Linked DNA regions of Homo sapiens: region 2 is linked to region 1. Evidence: read pairs that join two places in POLR2A ChIA-PET (ENCODE). Cell type or tissue: MCF 10A. All regions are shown on one strand. Each heading gives the region's core, and the rest is flanking DNA. Links, peaks and the distances in the headings are about the cores only.

What was found. ChIA-PET counts read pairs that join two places held together with the same protein. Peaks named below come from ENCODE experiments on the same cell type or tissue, not always from the same donor. Only the 100,000 strongest peaks of a DNase experiment are listed, where the experiment ranks them.
Region 2: POLR2A ChIA-PET joins it to region 1 with 13 read pairs; 1 of 35 experiments calls an interaction of 5 or more read pairs at or near these places.

The regions. Positions count from the first base shown.
Region 1 is chr11:12,676,189-12,686,688 of GRCh38, reverse strand. The region is part of intron 2 of TEAD1 (TEA domain transcription factor 1); the gene reads right to left. Among named protein-coding and RNA genes, the nearest start is that of TEAD1, 7.0 kb to the right of the region's middle. RefSeq lists enhancers at 4,218-4,935, 4,936-5,653, 5,673-5,967, 5,654-6,371, 5,935-6,494 and 2 more. In MCF 10A, for the core only: no CTCF peak of the experiment used is centred there; a DNase peak (open chromatin) is centred at 6,228.
Region 2 is chr11:12,429,887-12,432,386 of GRCh38, reverse strand. The region is part of intron 1 of PARVA (parvin alpha); the gene reads right to left. Among named protein-coding and RNA genes, the nearest start is that of PARVA, 54 kb to the right of the region's middle. In MCF 10A, for the core only: no CTCF peak of the experiment used is centred there; DNase peaks (open chromatin) are centred at 1,326 and 1,856.

The sequences.
Region 1 (10,500 bases), core at 4,948-7,447:
CAGTCTCCCTCAGAACAAAGGTAAGTGAGTTTGAAACCTAAGAATGTCAAGAGTGCCAAGACCACAGGTTCTAAAATATAATCTGAAATCCCCCAATTTCATACAGTACAAACCAACCTTTCAGAATACCACTAAAAAAAAAACTTCTTTCTAAATTAAACTTTTTTGGTCTAAAAGGAAATGAACCAATGCTGAATCATTCCTATGAATGATGAGAATTATTTTTAAAAAAATACTTATGAGTGCATCCACAGAAAAGAACAAGGTTTGAAACAATTTGGTTGAAATAGCACAGGTTTGAAGGGAAAGTTGTTTCCTGAAATTCCCCTCTATTGTAGCTGTGGCCTCAGAAATGGCCTGGGACAATCCTTCAAAAGTAATACTGTCATGAGCTCAATACCAAGACACCACAAAGCCCTCCTGCCTGGGATTTTCTCTCCATTCTAGAAAAGTCTAGTCTGCCAGTTTCCCTGACAATTTCCTATTAGTACCATAGGCATATAATTTATCATCCAAACTGGGACATTTTGATAGTAAAGGAGGGTTCTTTAAGGATTATGCCAAGACAAGCAACATAAACCAGGATTATACCAGGCAAACAGGTACTCAGCCATGGGGAACCATAAAGGGCAGCCCTGTCGAAAATACAAATAGGCAAAACTGCCACAAACAGTAACCAGGAGGAAGGCAGCCAGGATCTGGTGGATGGACACAGGAACAAGGAAGACCAGGTTAAAATTAAGAAAAAAGCTAGGTAGAGCAGAGCCTGAAACTTGAGGTACACATTAACCTGATTCTAGGTCCATTTTCTCCCATTCTTAAGTCAATCTGCAAATCAGATTCAATGACTGATTTGTGGCCTCCCATGCCTTCCAGGTGTCTCCTCTTCATGATCTCCCACTTTATCCTTTATGACTTAGTTACTGGATTGTTTAAAAGTACAATCCATAAGGATGGGTTACCATGGTAAACATTTATCATTAGGGAGCACATCATTCCACATTATTGAAACTGATTATTTCTAAAGTAAAAAAGTTTCATTTTAAATACTACTACTGTTTATCTTTGAAACGAACTATATGTTTTTTCCTGGCTCCTCTCTAAAACCAACTGGTAGAAACTCTTCTTATTAGGTCTGATTATCAGTTTTTAATCACTCGATCACCGAAAAACATGACAGCCAGAGTGCTGGGGATACCATGGTGAGCATGACAAGATGCTGTTCTGTGTGGTGACTAGATCCAGGGTTTTATTTCTTTATGAGATATGATTCACATACCATAAAGTTCACCCTTTTGAAGTATGTAATTCAGTAATTTTAGTAGACTCCCAGGGTTGTGAATAAGTGCTTTTAAATATATTTTCTCCCCTCATCCACTGTCAGCCTGCCTGAATCTAAGTCTCTCTCCTCAACCAGACTACTCTCCTCCCTCAATAAGTCTTCATTTTAATTTTTTTAAAGAACTGGGAAACCAGATTAATTAGCACACATGTCTATACACTGCTTAAGAGACAAAAGGAAAAGATGTCAATAAAATGCAGGTGGTCCCTGGCCCAGGCTCACACAAAGCAATCTTAACTGCTCAGACCAGTCACCAGGAGTGGCCCAGATCTAAAAACACAGGGACATTGACACACCCAGAAGTGTAGCTGGGAATGTGAGCAGAGCAGGACCAGCTTAAGCCAGCTGACTTCGAAAACACAAGGTTCTATCACCAGCTTCCAGAAGGAACTCAGCTCATCTACCCAGGAAGTACCTGGAGTTAGGCACTGGAATTCACAACCATCCTCTTAAACATGCAAATACACTGGCTAAAGAGATGGGCAACCATTCATTCACATGAGTGTGAATTATTATTTGAGTGACATTTAAGGCCCAGAGGAAGCGAGTCTTAGGAGAGGGGCAAAGATTTATCTCTGGAGCTTGCAGTACTGAGAGAAACAAATGGCCTAGGTTTTAACAGCAGCCACACCTACAGCTCTAGCCTACCGAGCCAGCACTTACCTAATCTAAACTTTACTCCAACTCTTCCAAGTAGATAACATCATCCCCATTTTCCAGATGGGGAAACTGCGGGCACAGAGAAGCTAAGCAGCTAGCCCAAAGCAGGTATTAAGAGGTGCAATGAGGGCAGCAAAAGTACCTTTCTTCTCCGCACCTGAAGCTGAATGCCCTCTGCACCCCAGGGGGGATTATGCAATGGTTTTACAAGAAGGCCGAAGACCCTAAGCATTGTTTTGCTATGAAAAGATGAGTTCCATTCAACCACTTACAAAAGAACTTTTACAACCCAACCCCAATGTTAGGAGTGTGGCTTTCAAGCAAGAAGCTAAGGAAAAGGTTTTCTTTTAGACAGATGAAGTTGCACCATGCTATCCAGTTTTTGAAGCATTTCCATTTAATTCATACTGGGTAAGGAATGACCTCAAATATTACGTATTTACTGATGGATTTCCTCCACTTTATGAATAAGGGACGTGTGGTTCAAAGCGATTAATGGTCAAGGGCTTTATGGGCTTGCCTCAGCCTCTCCTAGATTTCTATCTGTTTGCCTGAGACCAGGAATCCGGCTCAGATTCTAAGTAAATGCCTCAGCCTTGGGTGTTCCTCAAGGGTCACTGTCCAGGGTGACTTGGCAGAAAATCCTTAAAGATCTATTATGCAACATGACATTTGAAGTTGCTATTTACTGAGCATTCACCACACCATGTGTCTGGTATATAGTGGGCACAACTGAAATTTATAGATGGGGACACCGAGGCTTGCAGAGAACAAGTAATTTGTGCAAGGCCACACTAGCAAGTAGCTGAGCCAACGTGTGTCCAATTCCAAATCTGTGATTTTGAACCCACATTATCCTTTTTCCAAACCAAAATCAGGAAACAGCCCACTGTTCATGTCAATCAGTTCCCCCCTCCTACTCCTTTCAATTAATTCCTCACAGCCAAGTTTCAAATCTGTAGTAGCCCATTACTGGCAACAAACCGTATCGATATGCGAGGGTTAAGTTCATTACTCAGGAGAATATTTCACAAGGTTTGTTTATTTTCTAACAACCTACTCCCAACTCACCCCCCAAAATGGCATCTGGAAAAAATCCCCCTGTTCCTTCAAAGCCCAACTCCAACATCACTTCCTCCGCAAAGCCCTCCTCAGTTCCTACCACAGGGCAACACAGCTCTTCGGATGTATCATGAGGGCTTACCCCAGTGAGTGTGTTTCCCCTTTATTCTGATGTTACATAAGGAAATCCATGCTCCTAAAAAATATAAACGTGTAAAAAACCCCACTCCCTCAAAGCAACCCTCAAGGCAACACCCATCCACAATGTATAACCTCCCAGATCCTTAGGACTAGAGATGCAAACGTGTTGTTTCAACATTTCACTAACCCTAAGACATGACTGCCGATAAGATGCAGCAGGATTTTATTTCAGACGTACTACTGTGAAACAAATGATGTCACAATGCTTATCACTTAGAAATATTATTTTATACATATTGAAACTTTTTACTCTCTATCAATCTTATGCCTACATAAAAAGGAAAATACAAGCTAAATAAATCGGGTAACATAAGCTAAAGTAACTTCTCAGAGTGATCAGTGTCCATACACTACCACCCTCTGTAACAACAAGAGTATTCTTAGGAATGCTCACTACTGACTCTGGGATTTTTTTCCTCTCCGCTGCATTCACTCCACAGGCTTTGGTGAGCGCATGCAACATCAAGGGTCATTACCACCACCTGGCCAGCCATGATTGTCAAACACATCCCAATTTCAAAAATGTTCAAGCATGTTAAAAATGTGTTACCTTGGAACTCACGAAATACCATACACACAACTTTCCCACTGGATTGCCATGACCTCTGTACATGCCTGTTTTCCTTGCTAATCTGTAAACTCTGCCGGGCAGGGGAGTTTTACTGATCGCTGTTCATTAGCCACCTTTTCCTAATTACTAAATCCCTGGCACACAGTAGCACCCATAAATGTTTAAACGCTCAGTGGCAAGCAGTAGCTCCGTGAAAACCAGGAGCATCTGGATTTCAAAGTGCCCAAGGTGAAGGGAAGAGACAAGGAAGGAAAAAATGAACAACAGGGTGGTTTATCCACAGTTCATCTCCAGAAAGCCGTCAGGATTACCCTTCCTACCCCTCATTTCCCAACACCAGGCATACCACCCAACGACCTCTAGGAGCATCCCTGCTACTCAGAAAGCAAAACCTCTATAAGCAGCCAGACAGAACTCCATTCTCAAGCCCCTCACCAGTAACCGTGACACACACCTCTACAATCACATCTGGAAACAACTGCTACACTCCCACGAGGTAAATGAATGCCGAGCAGAGAAGGTGGTTCTGGTTCATTTTATTGCTTCCCCTGGATCGAAAGGTGAGACCTTAGTTTTGTGCAGGCTTATCTTTAAAACCAATGAAGAACATCTTAGTGAATTCCATAAAGATTCAGCCTATGTTCCTAGGTACACTGCCTCACAAATATTGAGGGAAGAAAATCACATTCAGAATTTGAAGTGGCCAAATTTAACCTGATTCTATCTGCAGACAAAAATTAGAATATCTAGATCAATGGTTCCCAGCCAGGAGCGGATGTTATGATGGGGCCTTTCAGAAATACAGACACACTGCACCTACCACAACGCACCTAAGCCTACACAGGTGGTGCCCAGGCTGTAAAAGCTCCATGGAGGCTGCAGTGCACATGCTAAGGTGGGAACCACTGATGTGGCAGGAGCTTCCTGGAGCAGGAACAGAAAGAGGCTGACCTGGGTTTCAGTCAGAACCATCCTGAGTTAGCCATGTAAATGGATCTATGTGCCCTGAATGACAAACCCAAAAGGCAAAATGTGAGAAAAGGTGCAGGGCCTGGAAAGGTGAGTGAGAACACGCAGGCAGCGGGAGACAGGAGCGGGGCAGACAGCCTCGCCCTAGCTTCCCCCATGCCTGCCACATATCAGAGACACAAGTATTTGGTGAATGAGGGTCACATGGGTGATGAGCACATGGTCATGCACACCATCAGACTTCCACTGAGCCACCTACTAAGTGCAGATTCCCTAAGCTGGCTCCAGCTGAGGCAAGAGTTCCCCTACCAATCCATCAGTAGGGGAGATTTTAGTTTTGCTTCAGCTTCACTGGACACTTGAGTGGTGTTCTGGAAGCATTTTCCACTTTCACAAGTTCTAAGCATGAAGGAAGCTGCTTCTTGCCTCCAAATTACAAATGGCACATTCCCTGATTTCAAATTATATAAATGGTAATAATTTTTGCATTTTACGGCTAAGGTAAAATTTAAAGATGAAAGGAAATGAGGGAGGTATTCTGAATGCATAACAAAACTAGAAACCTTTCATCAAAATTTAAAAACAGTATCAAACTTACTCCTTCAATATTTAAAGCAAAAGCAACTTTGAATTAAGAGAATTTCTCGGCTCAGACAATATGAAATGCTATTAAGTATCTGTTTTCTGTTTTTCTCTCAATGACAATACATGACAAGGTCTTCTAAGTGCCCAGGATTTCAAGATGGGGCTGATGGTTCCTTCAGCTAATGGAGCTCTAACTCTAACCAGCATTGTCTCTCAAAGGCTTTGAGATGAAAAGGCAGCCAGGGAGAAAGGATTGAAAGAGATTCCACCAAAGGAAGCATCGGCTCACAATGGTTTCAGAATCAGTTAGCCCCCAAGACACCCCCAGCCACAGTAATGGGTGATCTGAAAATGAAGCATATCAAAATGCTATTGATAAGCTAAATTACCAGACAGCTTATCTGAGGCCCACATCCGCCATATGGTGCCCCAAGTTCTGCCGCCTGTTGCTGCCATAACAATAGGCACGCCTACCCAGAAAGCACCATCAGACAGAAACCCAGCAGCGGCGGCATGTGGGGCAGCTACTGTGTTTACATTTTATTTTGTGCCATTAGCTTTGTTCCTCCCCCTATCCCAGTAGGGATTTGAAACACACACACACTTAATGTCACAAATCCCTGTTACCTGCAGAATGCATGCATGCAGTCTGCATGTGAGCACGTGTACGGGGATAGATCAGGTGAACAGAGAGAAAACCAGATGTCAACTTCAGAAATGGAGCTGCCCAGTGGGGGAGGGCGAGCCAGGCAGGCTCCCAGCTAGAGCTGCAAGCAGACAATGCGCTTTTCTCAACAGGCTCGGGCGGGCGGGCCTCGGGGAGTGGCTATTTAAAACACTTGGCTCCTTTTATTTCACCACCACGGAAGTGAATTCGGTTCTTAAGTGCCAGAGCAAATGAAGTCATTTGGTTTCCGCGGGCTCTCCGCATCTCAGCAGAAGGAGTCAGGCTGGACGAAAGTCGGAAGGCCCATCTAAGTTGTTCTTTCTTACAATTAAAATTGATTCCTGGAGGATTAGGCGCTTGGGCTTCATTTAGTTTTTTTCTTTGAAAAGCTATTAAAGTCAAAGAAAAATTAAGGGATACAGACACTGGGATGAAAGCCGTCAAAGACGACTCCCTTCACAAAATGCCATCAAGTCACAGAGTAAAGAAGGAACAGATAAAGCAATTACCTTCTAAAGGCTTGGTTGGTATAAAAGATTAACAATGATTTCTGTCAAATACATTCATAACAATTGCGTATTTCTCTCTTAGAAGACTCCCATTTTTGCAGATGGTAATAAAATATTCATTTATTTAGTTTACTATCTATTAGAAAAACACTGGTTTTCAAAGAGAACTCAGCAGTGTGTAGCATCAGGTTATACAAAAATGCTTGGATACAGAGCAAAGCAAAAAAACAGTCTCTTTCTTAATATTCGGATCTATTGAATTATTACAGAAAGGCACTCATTTCATTCCCCTAGATTTACTCACACCTAAGCAGACAACATTCTTGGATGAACTTTTCAAATTTTCTTAAACATTCCAAGTTTAAAAAAAAAAATCCCCTTTCAAGTTAAATTGAGATTGCACTTGAACACCATCCAAGAGCAGAGCTGAACTGAATTATGATAATTAGAAAGCTGTGCCTATTAAAAAAAAAAGCAGCACAGTTGATGCATTTTTTTAAAAAAGTTCATGCCAGAGAATATAAGTTCAATATGTTCTCACATAATTAACATTTCCCACCATTAGCAGCAGTTTTTCAGTTTATGTATCAGTAAGAACAACAGTGTTGTATATTCCCAGTCAAGAGTGTTTCAGTCACTTTACACATACATCTAAACCTGTCAGATGCCTAAAAGCAACCAGAATTTCCCATTAGAGATGACGGATGCTTAACTTGTTCATCAATAAGCCAGCTTTTTCTTTTAAGCCCATTTTCCAGGGTCCCATGCCTGCAAATTAAAACTGCTAATGAAATCCTAGGACAGAGCCTTCAAAACAAATGTGAATCACGAAAAAGGATAGAAAGCATTGCATTAGGATAGTAAAGACCAGTTTTAAACAAGGCGGGGTGGGTGTAGTGCATGTAACACACCCTTCCCTTGGCCTGCCACAAAGGTAGAAAAAAGATAGGTTTTTACGAGGACCTTCCCCCTACTCCCCACCACCACCACCACTACTACCATTATCCAATCAAGAAGAGGAAACGAGTGAGTTTCACAGTTAGCCAAGACTCCCGGACTATTGGAAACTATTTTTTTGAGAATCCTCTCAACTATGCAAAAAATCAGTGGACCAAAGGAGAATTTAAAAGCTAAGAGTAACCTACCCTTGTAAGAAACATCATCCTGAAAACCCACCCACCAGGGCATCCCATTTTTACTTTGACTAAAATAAAACACATATTTCAAAGCTACCCTATTCTGTACCACTACAAAACTGGAATGTATTTGAAAAAATGGTCAAATTTCAATTCCAAATTCAAATATGGACCACGAAGCTCATAATGAGAATCTTACAGATTGAGGACACTCAAGAGTTCACAGCTTTGAAACAAAAAATAAAAACCCACAGAAAAACACTCCAAGTATTTAGATCCAAATATACTAGCACTCCACAAACTATCCCAAGAAGAGGGAAGCCCCAGAACTTCCCTGATTTCAGAGGTACAAAGTAATTGCAATACAACAAGGTCTAAATAAGGTGTCTGTCAAAAAGCTCAACCATGAATATGAAGTGCGTAGGATGGACCTGAATTACCTGATTTTATCACTTTTATGAATATGAAAGAATAAAATGTATCACTGATGTGGTTCAAACACAACTCTAGATGCAACTTAAATACCACAAGGTAATCTATGCCTTATTATAAAATAAGAAAAAGCACCATGCAGCTATAAAAGATTGTGCCAGCCATCAATCTGTCCCCAAGCAGCCCAGCAGCAGCACAGCCTAGGTTTGTCAAAGGGGAATAAGCTTACAATATATTTTTCTGGCTGAGTCCAAAAGTTGGACATTAGCAGTTTGCAGTTCCAGTCACTAAACTCCAAAGGGGCAGCTGTAACGCTCGCATTTAACAAGGTTGGCTTGCATTTTCTTGCAGTTCTACAGAGAAATCTGGACACTTCTTTTGGCCACATTCTTCAGTCTTTGGAGAAAACAGACCCTAAAGTTTTACCACTAAACAGATTCGACCTCTAAACACAGCTTTCATATTTATTTATTTTCCCTTTCACAATCTCTCTACTGGGTACAAGTGCCTAAAATGGAGCTTAAAAGTGTTATCCACCTACTGTCTGTATGTGAATATGGTCATTTTTAAGTCCACCAGATCATACATACAGTTATTTGCACCAACCTTGAGTGATAAGACACAATTTTCATTTGCAGGCAGCATAATTATGCTCACAATTAACACATAACACATGAGATTAGAGAGAAAAGTAATCCCACAAATGCCCAGGCTCTTGTATGACCACCACGTATGAGAGATCAATCCATTTCTGAAGCAACCAACCTTAAAATATTGTTAATGTCACAGCTCATTTCTTCAAAAGTCTATTTAATATTTGGGATCTACATGCTTTAAACTGTTCGTATTATATACTTTTCTGCTGAAAATGTAAGGACAAATATGATCTAAACACCGATGATAAAAGTATATTCTTCCCAAACGTTCCCGTTAAGAAATGCCCTCATAATTGTTGCTCTGTATTCTAAGAACCAACAAAACACAAAATTGTTTATAAACTGCTGAAGCTCAAGCAGGGAAAAAAACTCGAACATTTTTTTCCTTATGACTTATTTGTTCCTTTTTCTAAATAAAAGGGGACTCCAGTCTCCCAAGTGAGTATACTAATATATAATTCCTGCTGTATAAAGTAAGTGGGGGGAGAGAGGAAATGGGAAAGGGAGGAGGAAGCCGACTCCCCCCAGGCTGCCCTCCCAAACCCGCCCTTATGTGTAATTAGTTTGCTGCTGGGGCCTGGGCACACATTGTACCACAAGGCAAGGAAAAGCCTCTCAGTGAGAAATTCCTATCAGTCTGGCTCAAACTAAATTGGGATGTCCTCCCCCTTTAAATTAAATTTAATTAAGTATATGTCATGGTGAGTCCTGGTTTTTGTTTTGGGAAAAGAAAAGAAAAAAAACCCTCCAACCCTCCAATAATCTCTCTCAGGCATGTTCCCCGCAGTTCATTACTTTATAAAGGATCACACAGAGGAGGAATTTACAGATTCTTCCCTATAATTTTCTTTACCCATATTGTCAAAGCAAAGTGTCATACTGGTTTTGTTTCAAGCTCGTTTTTAAAAAAAAAAGTTCTAATATTCCCCTAAAACTGCAGATCAAATAATATTTACCATTAAAGTAAAAATAAAATAGTCTACCTTGGCATTTTGATACCATCAGCAAGAACCCGTAATGGATATAGCTTATCATCAGTTCATTTTTTATACCAACAATAAATAAAAGAATTGTTAACTGTTTAAAACCTGAAACCTGAGAGTTCAACATAGAGTTGCACAAAGAAACACTAAAGAAAAATATCTGTGACCATTTATGGAAACAGTGAGATTAGAAAAATAAGCCTTTCCCCAAAAATTCAACAATTCAAAACCTCACTACTGACAAAAGGTTCAACGAATCCATTTGTCTTTCCTGAGTCACTTTGTAATTAGTTCTACTATTTCCTTCTAAAGAGGAAAAGATTCCTAAGGAAGTTGGATTTAAGTCTAGTCCTTGTAAGCATTCAGATATGCTTGGACCCGAAGACCCTGCTGTTTACAGAAGCGGGGCACAAACCCAACAGTGAAAGGGTGAAGCACCGGGCGTAGCCTGAAGACTGTTCCCCAATCTGTGCCTCAGAGAAGCCCCTATCCGTAGAAGACCAGCAAGATTCACTGCAGCCTGCAGAGAAAGGAGCCCACTCCCGGCTGTGACTACACAGTGGATCACATCTCCCTGAAGGGAGGGATATGTCTACTCAGGTAACCATTGCAGGCAACCAGCGCACCCCAAGCCATCAGACCACCTGAACTTCCAAAAACAACCAAGGTGGAAAGCGGGGAGAAAGAAATCTGTGGTTGTTGTGAACTGATAAGGTTCTGCTCCTTT
Region 2 (2,500 bases), core at 1-2,500, 250 kb after region 1:
CACATCTATTTGTACTCTCTCCATTTCCCAACACATTTATCTCATGAAATAAAAACTGAAAGATACTACTGTCCTAAACATGCACATTATTTTCAAAAAGAGTTAATGAATCAGGCTAATTTAATAGGCCTTTTATTGGAATTCACTTTTAATATAAATTCTTTAACATGTGTGAGCAATATTTTTCAAGAGACAGGTGAGAAAGAAAATGAGGAAAAAAGAGTCACTACTCAACTATAGTAGTAATTTCCCAACCCAAAGCAAAGTAGGAAAAATTTTACGTTAATTGTAAAAAGAATTTTATTTTGATTTTATAATCAGATATTGGGCATATTATAGCTCCTTTGCAGAGCTCTTCCCTTTTGGAGAAAGGAGTTTCATTTCGTTTATGATTCTGATTCAATGGACAAGCAACCCCAGTGTAAACTAGTATCCTCACCTCTGTGAGGACCAAGGCTGCAGCCAGAGTAAGAAAGTTGGGAATTTCCAACAACTGCTAGATTCAAATGGTTGCTTAGATTTAGAAGCCACAGAACGAGATGAGAAAAAAGTCCCAAAGGGCAAGCAAGGCAGTGTGGCTAAGTGTTGATGGTGGCAAAAAGAGTAACATGAGTGAAGGAAGTTGGCAGGGAGTGGGGGGCCCATGGTGGCACTGGCCTCAGGGCCATGCAGATACAGGCATAAGGCCCAGCTGAGCACAGGGTCTGCATTTAGATGGTCCAATAGATGGTTAGGCCCTAGCATGGGACAGGTGGCCTTTCAGGTCAGGTGAGAGCACACAGGTCCTTTAACCCATTTAAAAGACCTAGGGTGTGGGAATGAATGAGTGAAGCCATCTGGGAACATGTCAGGACTGAAAATGTGGGGCAAGAACTTCAGAGAAGGGGCCTTGGGTTCTGCAGACTCTTGCCTCATTCTAAGCTGCTAAGTTCTTCTCTATTGAAAAACCAAAAATCAGATGGGTCCCACAGCCACGTGGTGGGCCTGAGCCTCCTGGTTTGGATTGCAGGCAGGGGCTGAATGCACAGGGTGTTAAGTGGCTCAAGGCCAAGATTGAAAGAATGGACGCAGGGGTGACAGATATGTAACAATGCGTAACATCCAGGCACTATCCAGTCTGATACCACAGCAGGGTCTGGAAGCACTTGCTGTTGCTAGATTATGGGAGGGTCTGGCAGGCCCCAGTGGGGACAAGGCTGCCTACACAGGATGGGAAACACTGGCAGGGGTATTGGGGGATCAGCTATTTATCAACCACTGCTAAAATAAACTGCTGTGAGTCAGCCCTGGGAGCAGGGGCAGACAGGTTATTCCCGCCTTCCAGTTGGCACTCTGTCCACATCTGTGTGAAAGGGATATTGCTTAAGAAAGGAAAATAAGGCTGAGGGTGGAGCCAGGAGGAGCTTGTTTTTGTCAAATTTCTCGAACATTTGCTTTGCTGGTTAGCACAAACAAAAGCTTGTGCTTTTGCGATTAGGAATCGTGTCTCTTTGTTGTTGTGGCATGGTTGAGGGAAAAGAAAGTCCTAGACTTCTCCGCCCTGTCAAGCACGTTTGGATTTCTTTTAGGAGGTGAGATCAGGAGGGAACTTTTGAACACTTTAGAGTAACTAATTTGACAGCTGCCCAAGTGATATGTCTATAACTATCCTCTATTATAGCCAGGCATGGGCCCTCTTTCTTATTCCTTTTTTTAAGATATAAGGGAAAATAAGGGTGAGATGGAAAGGTCTTAGTAAATGCATTAAACGTCATGATTCATGTGAGTAATAAGGCTTAGGCAAGATCCATGTCAAACCCCCCACAGCATCTTGGTATGAGATTCAGGAAAGAAAGGAGCCTCTGTGTGTGGGTTTTCTGCTGGAGGCAGTGTGAGCAACAAAGACCTGTGTGTCCAGGAGGGGCAAGGTGACGAAAGGTACTCACTCACCCAAAGAGGAGACTTTTACCCTCGTTAGGAAAGAGGGCAATGGGTGTGTTGGAACTGGCTCCTACCAGCTCTCAAATGTTAAATTTTCAGGGATTCAGGGAGCCAGTTGTTAAATACAGTTATTATTAAAATTTAAAATACAAAGTTGCAATTAAGTAAATTATACTGAGAAAGGTAATACTCACAACTCATCACTTATATTGATGATCTACGTTCTTGAGATGATGTTCTGCATCTATATGGCAGAAGTACTACTACACAATGGTGTGCTGCTCTTCCCAATTCCATGTTCAGGGATACCACAAAATTGGCCCTAGTGGGGGTATTTACTTCTTGGAAATCAACCAACATTGCAAATCAGGGTTTGATTTCTCATTCTGTTGATTATCTAGACTTAAGAAAATGATGAAGGAATGTCAATGATGCAGATTAAACTTAAAGGGAGTCTGTAAAATTTAAAAGTGTCTGTAGTCATTATATCATGAATAACATTAAAAAAAGGAAAATATTCTTCCAGTATTTAAAACTGTTATACGATCAGCAAAGAAGGTGCTCATGCCATTGGTGAATG